2 separate regions of the Homo sapiens genome follow, and region 2 is linked to region 1. Evidence: chromatin loops called from intact Hi-C (ENCODE). Cell type or tissue: heart right ventricle. All regions are shown on one strand. Links, peaks and the distances in the headings refer to the core of each region. The heading gives the core; the rest is flanking DNA. Region 1 holds the start of LOC112268267 (a long non-coding RNA gene). Region 2 overlaps GBP4 (guanylate binding protein 4).

Region 1 (2,924 bases), core at 288-2,787:
TATGCATTTCCACATTACATTATTTGCTATAAAGCTATTCCTCTATATGCTTTGGTTAGCTCTTAACCATTTATTTAATATATATATATATTGGAGACAGGGTCTCACTCTGTCTCCCAGGCTGGAGTGCGGTGGTGCAGTCTCCGCTCACTGCAACCTCTGCCTCCCAGGCTCAAGTGATCCTTCAGACTCAGCCAGCTGAGTAGCTGGGATTACAGGTGTTAGCCACCATGCCTGATTAATTTTTGTGTTTTTAGTAGAGGAAGGGTTTCCCCATGTTGCCCAGGCTGGTCTCAAACTCCTGAGCTCAAAGTGATTCACCCACCTCAGCCCCCCAAAGTTCTGGGATTATAGGCATTAGCCACCGTGCCCAGCCAACTCAATCATTTTTAAGTTCTCATCTTACAGGTGACTTTCACAGACAAGCATTCTCTCACACTCTAAATTATATCTCCCTGCCTCTCCCTTTACTCTTTCATAGCAGCCTATTATTTTTATGCATTGTGTTAACCACTATTTATCATTATACTTTTTTTTTTTTTTACTTTTTACAGAAGTATCTTTTGCTCCTATTATGCTGGAATGAGGATAAAAGTCACATTTCTTTTATCCATCATTATACTCAGTGGTTGGTACATTACATTATAGGCATTCCCTAAATATTTTAGAATTGCTGAACAAGAGAATTGTACTGCAGTTAGTTAGTGGCAAAGTCTCACTTACATATAGTATTTGCTTTTTTCTTTGTTGCTCAGTATATATATCCTGGATGTTTATTTGATAAAGAGGGAGCTGAGAAGTTGGTGGAGAAGTTTACCATAATAGAATTCAATTCTAGTTCTTTTCTTTTTTTATTCTCCTTGCAAGGAATATGAGATGATACTATAGCTTTAGTTTTCATGTAAAATTTATAATATGATTTTCATGTTGTATTTTCCTTGCCATCAATAGACTATGCATTTGTCAGAAGTGACCCTTATGCTTTCCATTTTATCCTCTACAATGGGCAGAAGGAGAAAGTCCAGGTAGGAAGTGGGTAGAGAGAGTGACTCACGAGGCCCATTGACTGGAATGCCACCTGAAAGAGTCTTGACATTGGAATGGCTGAGGATGTAGGAACAAAATTCTGCAACTTGTTCTATGAAATCAGGGTTCAGCTCTTCCTCCTTTAGCTGCTCTAGGTGAGCAAGGTACTTCTTAGGAGCGGGCCAATCGAAGACGAAGCACTTCCTCTTGGGGAAGAACTTTCGGATGCACAACCGAGGATCATTAAAGCTTTTACTTTTCTTATCAGTACCTACAGGAATGAAAATTAGAAGTAGTAAAACTTCAAATTAATTACTTCAAATATGATCTTTCAATTTTATAATTTTCACAAAGCCCATGTAAGGAGGAAATTTATTAGGAAGAAGAAATAAAAAATTAAAGGGGTAGAGAAAGGAAAGTCTCCAAGAAGAGGTAGGTAATGCAATTTAAAATTGGTTCCAACTGATATAGTCAAGCAATGTTTCCATTTCCTCTAGCAGAACAGTCAGAAAAATACAGTTAAAAATTATAATTTTTAGCACTGCACAGAAATGGTTATTTTGATATTATTTGCTCTCTATTTATTACCCAACCAAGCATCAGACCCAGTAACCTTTTCTTAGCTTTAGCGAAAGCTCCAAGTAGTCATCAGCAGTGATGGGTTCTCCATCTACTTCCAGTTCCAGGGTGAAATCTCTGAGAGTCCACACAAATGCTGGAAAAAAGCTCACAAAGTCAGCTGAGTCGTCTACAGAATTGTTACCAGGTGAGGAGTTTGCCTTGATTCGATCTGTCAGCTCTGTCACATAGCTGAGATGCTAAATTAAGAAAACTACAGAAAATGCCACTCTTTATACTACATTTTATCCTAATGCTTACCTAAAATAATTTGGTTTCTTTTTATTAGCTCATTCATTCATTCACAAACATTTATTTACAGAATTCATTCACTCACAAACATTTATTGAGCACCTACTATGAACCAAGCACTGCCCTAGGGACTAAGAACGCTGTAATGAATGAGACAATGCTACCACTATAGAGCTTACATTCTAATGATGGAGACAAACAATGAACAGGTAAACAAAAATAAATTATCAGGTATTGATAACAATTGTCTTGAAGGAAAACGAACTGGGCAACTAGCTCCTAATGTATTTTTAGAAACTAGCAACCAATAGACATTCATCTAATACTCTGGTGTCTCCCAAATCTACCAATAAGGAAAGCAGAGAATAATTGTGTGTATCTGCATGTGGTGCTGGTTCATGTAGTTTTCCAGGTAAATTATCTCTGACATTGTAGTTGAGCAGTGATCTGAATGAATTGAAGAAACCAGTCATGTACAAATCCAATGGAGGAACATTGCAGACAGAGATCACAGACCCTTCAAGGCCCTTAGATAGGAAATTACTGAGTGTGTACAACATATATCAAGAAATCCAGTGTGGTAGGGCAGAAGCCTTAAAATAAATAGAGGTTGGGATATGCAAGCTCTGTAAACCAAAGTAAGAAGTTTGAAATTTAATAGAAAGTTAATGGGAAGTCATTGGTGGGTATTAAGTGAAGAGAGGATATAGTATCGTTTTTTGTTTTTTAAATCATACTGGCTGGCATTGCATCTGTGAGTCAAGTGTGTATGCCAAAACAAACAAACAAACAAAACTAATACAAAAAGCAATTAGGTAGTTGAAAAGATAACCAAGATGAGAGGCAATGGAGCAAGTAGTGAGAATTGGCTAGTCTAGAGAAATAACTTTGATAGTGGAGCTGAAGGAGTTTGATGATTAATAATTTCCAAAACATAAGGAATGGAATCATCCAAGATGATTCCTAAGTTTTTGATCTGAGCACTTCTATGAATGATGTGGGAATTTATTGTGATTAGAAAGACTGGG
Region 2 (2,924 bases), core at 107-2,606, 70 kb after region 1:
ATCCTGTAGTCACCACAAACAGCAGCCTGGGACCCTGGGAGATGTCATGTGTACTCTCCAAAGTCTAACAAGAAGAAGATGGTGGATTCTTGTAGACTTTCGGGCTTCAGTAGAATTTAGATGTATTTGAGATTTTAGTGAAACATACAACTTTTGTGTTTCCTTCTGGAATCATGACTGTGCCTAAAATTTTGGTCCTTCCTTTCCTAAAGAAGCAGGGCATTGTCCCTCAGGCACTGCCATTCTTCACGGAGACTCACCTTCAGCTTGTGTTTTAGCAGCCTTTCATGCTCTCTGAGAAGGTTTTCCCTTTCCTCCTCCAACTTCTTCTCCATTTGGGCCATGTATTCCTGGAAGCTTCTCTCTTGAGCCTCCATCATTTGCTGCTGCTCCTTCTGTTTTTCTCTTAGCAGCTCCTGTTCCTTCTCAGCTGCTTCCTTCATGGCCCGCTCCGCTATTCCACAAAGGTTTTAGAGAGGGAAGAAAATGACAGTTATTCCTGAGTTCTACCCTCCTGAGCTCAGATCAAACTGACTCGGAGAAAAGCACAAAGGTGAGGGATTGGGAATCTCTGAATTATCTCACTAGCCATGTCTGGAAGAGAATGTTGAATAATGTGATGCGAAGGCACTGGCTGGAGGTTCAACCCCAATCTCCTTGCGATTTTGAGATTTAGCAGAGTATATGTTCTATAGTGGGAGGAAGCTCCCTCCTCTATAGTAAGAGAAAGCAAATTCCAAGTATACAATATATTTTTTAACTATAGTCGCTGTGCTGTACATTTGGTATCCAGAACTTATTAATATTTTAACTCAATGTTTGTGACTTTTGAAGCTCCTTTTAACTGGAATATCTTTCAGTGTGATCAGCAAGAAGGCATTGCAGGAAACTCCCAATCCCTCTGATAGCTGAGCCCTGCCCCTGTACCTGCTATGGCCTTCTCTCCAGCAGTGAGGGCTTTGTCTGACTGCAGGATGGATTCCTCTACAACCACCTGTGACTGCAGGAAGTTCTGGAGGACCTCGTTTGCCTGAGGAACCAAGAAAGAGCAAAGACCTGTCAGGCAGCAAAGGTCTCATCTTATGATGGCGAAATTATTGTTCAATAAAGTCACAAATCTAACCCTGTAAACTTTGCATAATTCTTAAGATCCAGTGGTTTCTTTTCTTCCACAGCCACAAGAAGTCCAAGCTCTTTGTTAAGTCATAAAAACCCTGTGCAGCAGCCTCCCTCCTGCCTGTCCAGCCTCCCTCCTGCCTGTCCAGCCTCCTCTCCCAGGGATGCTGCTCACCACCCACCCCCGGTGCAGACAACCCGACAACATAAATGGGCAGTTCTACAAATACACATTCTCAGTTTTTGATTTGACATCAAAAGCACAGGCAACAAGTGCAAAAATAAGTGGGACTACATCAAACTAAAAATTTCTGCAAAGAAAATAATCAGTAAAATGAAAAAGAATTTTCTTCCATACAGAATGGAAGAAAACACTTGCACACCATAAATCTGATACTGGGTTAATATCTAAAATACAAAAGGAAATCATATAACTAAATAGCAAAAATAAACACTCAAAAAACCAATAAATATATTAAAAAATGAGCAAAGAAACTAAATAGACTTTCGTCAAAAGAAGACCTGGCCAACAGGTATGTGAAAGCATGGTCAACATCACTAATCATCAGGGAAATGCAAATCAAAACCACAGTGACATTTTATCTCACACATTTTAGAATGATAATTATCCAATAGTCAAAAGATAGCAAGTGTTGGCAAAGATATGGAGAAAAGGGAATTCTTGGAAACTGTTTGTAGGAACAGAAATTGGTACAGTCCTCATGGAACACAGGACAAAAGTTTCCTCAAAAGGAAAAATTCTGAGTTTCCAATGGCTGTCAAGTACATAGGTCAGCCCTATCAGCTCCACCACTTGCTGGCTGTGTTGTCTTAGGCACTTTATTAACCTCTCCATGCATTACATTTCTCAACTGCCTATGTGGACGATAGTGGTACCTAATTTACATTATTCCGAGAATCAAACTGATAATCCAACAAAATCACTTCCTCTGATATAGGAAGTGAATCATCAAGATCATCATCATCATCATCATCATATTAGTACATACCAGTACGATAACCGTAATTGTACCCTATCCAGTCAAATATTAATTTGTCCATCTCAGGTAAAATAATACACTTCTGAAAACATAGTTGTTTGCTTCATAAGGTATCCTCTGCACTTAGCACAAAAACTATCCCATTAATTAATAAATATAATAAATGGGTTGTTTCATCTGGATTCATGATGTTAAATCCTCTTGGAGAAGAAATATTTCTGATTTCTTAAGAGTGTCTAACTAACTGTGGATTTAAATACTAAAAAACTCAAAATAGCATCATGTTCTGCTTCCTCTCCACAAATGGTGCTATATTCTTAGATTTTCAGAAGGGGCAACAAAAACCCTCTGACTATCCTCTGTTATCCATCCCCCATTCCCCTTTTCCTCACCTTAACTCCTTTTCTGGGCACTAGCTTATAGTCCCACTCAACCTGTTTCTTTTCTTCTAAGTAGAGATTGTGTCCTCCAGGAACAGAGAAAATTCCTCTCAAAATGCTTTCTGTCAGGTGCTCTGAAAGCCGCTTAAGCTCAGCCTGGCAATATTTGGCAGATGCCTCTTCATTCTGCAGCACAAAGTCTCCCTTCTTTTTCTCTATGGTGTCCTGCCAGAAAAATGTAGAGAAAACAGTAGAAAGAAGCTGTTAGAAGGGAAGGTCCAACTGTGATCCTCTTGGAAGAAGTAGTCTGAAGGCCTCAGAGTGGACTGGGATATGGTGTAGACCAAGAGTCACAAGAATGATTTTGTTCCCAACTATGTGATCTGTGTGACCTGTGGAAAGCCCTTTAACCCCCCAGGGGTCAGGC

Evidence for each region. Hi-C counts contacts between places; a loop is a spot of excess contacts. Peaks named below come from ENCODE experiments on the same cell type or tissue, not always from the same donor. Only the 100,000 strongest peaks of a DNase experiment are listed, where the experiment ranks them.
Region 2: a loop joins it to region 1, with 2.4 times the contacts of the local background. A loop is called at or near these places in 23 of 110 quality-filtered maps.

What each region holds. Positions count from the first base shown.
Region 1 is chr1:89,115,938-89,118,861 of GRCh38, forward strand. GBP2 (guanylate binding protein 2) reads right to left here. Exons shown (of 11, transcript NM_004120.5): 5 at 1,640-1,836; 6 at 1,055-1,297. It overlaps LOC112268267 (a long non-coding RNA gene), which reads left to right and starts at 1,841. Exons shown (of 2, transcript XR_007066213.1): 1 at 1,841-2,105. In heart right ventricle, for the core only: no CTCF peak of the experiment used is centred there; no DNase peak of the experiment used is centred there.
Region 2 is chr1:89,186,073-89,188,996 of GRCh38, forward strand. GBP4 (guanylate binding protein 4) reads right to left here. Exons shown (of 11, transcript NM_052941.5): 8 at 2,510-2,722; 9 at 928-1,030; 10 at 261-454. Among named protein-coding and RNA genes, the nearest start is that of GBP4, 11 kb to the right of the region's middle. In heart right ventricle, for the core only: no CTCF peak of the experiment used is centred there; no DNase peak of the experiment used is centred there.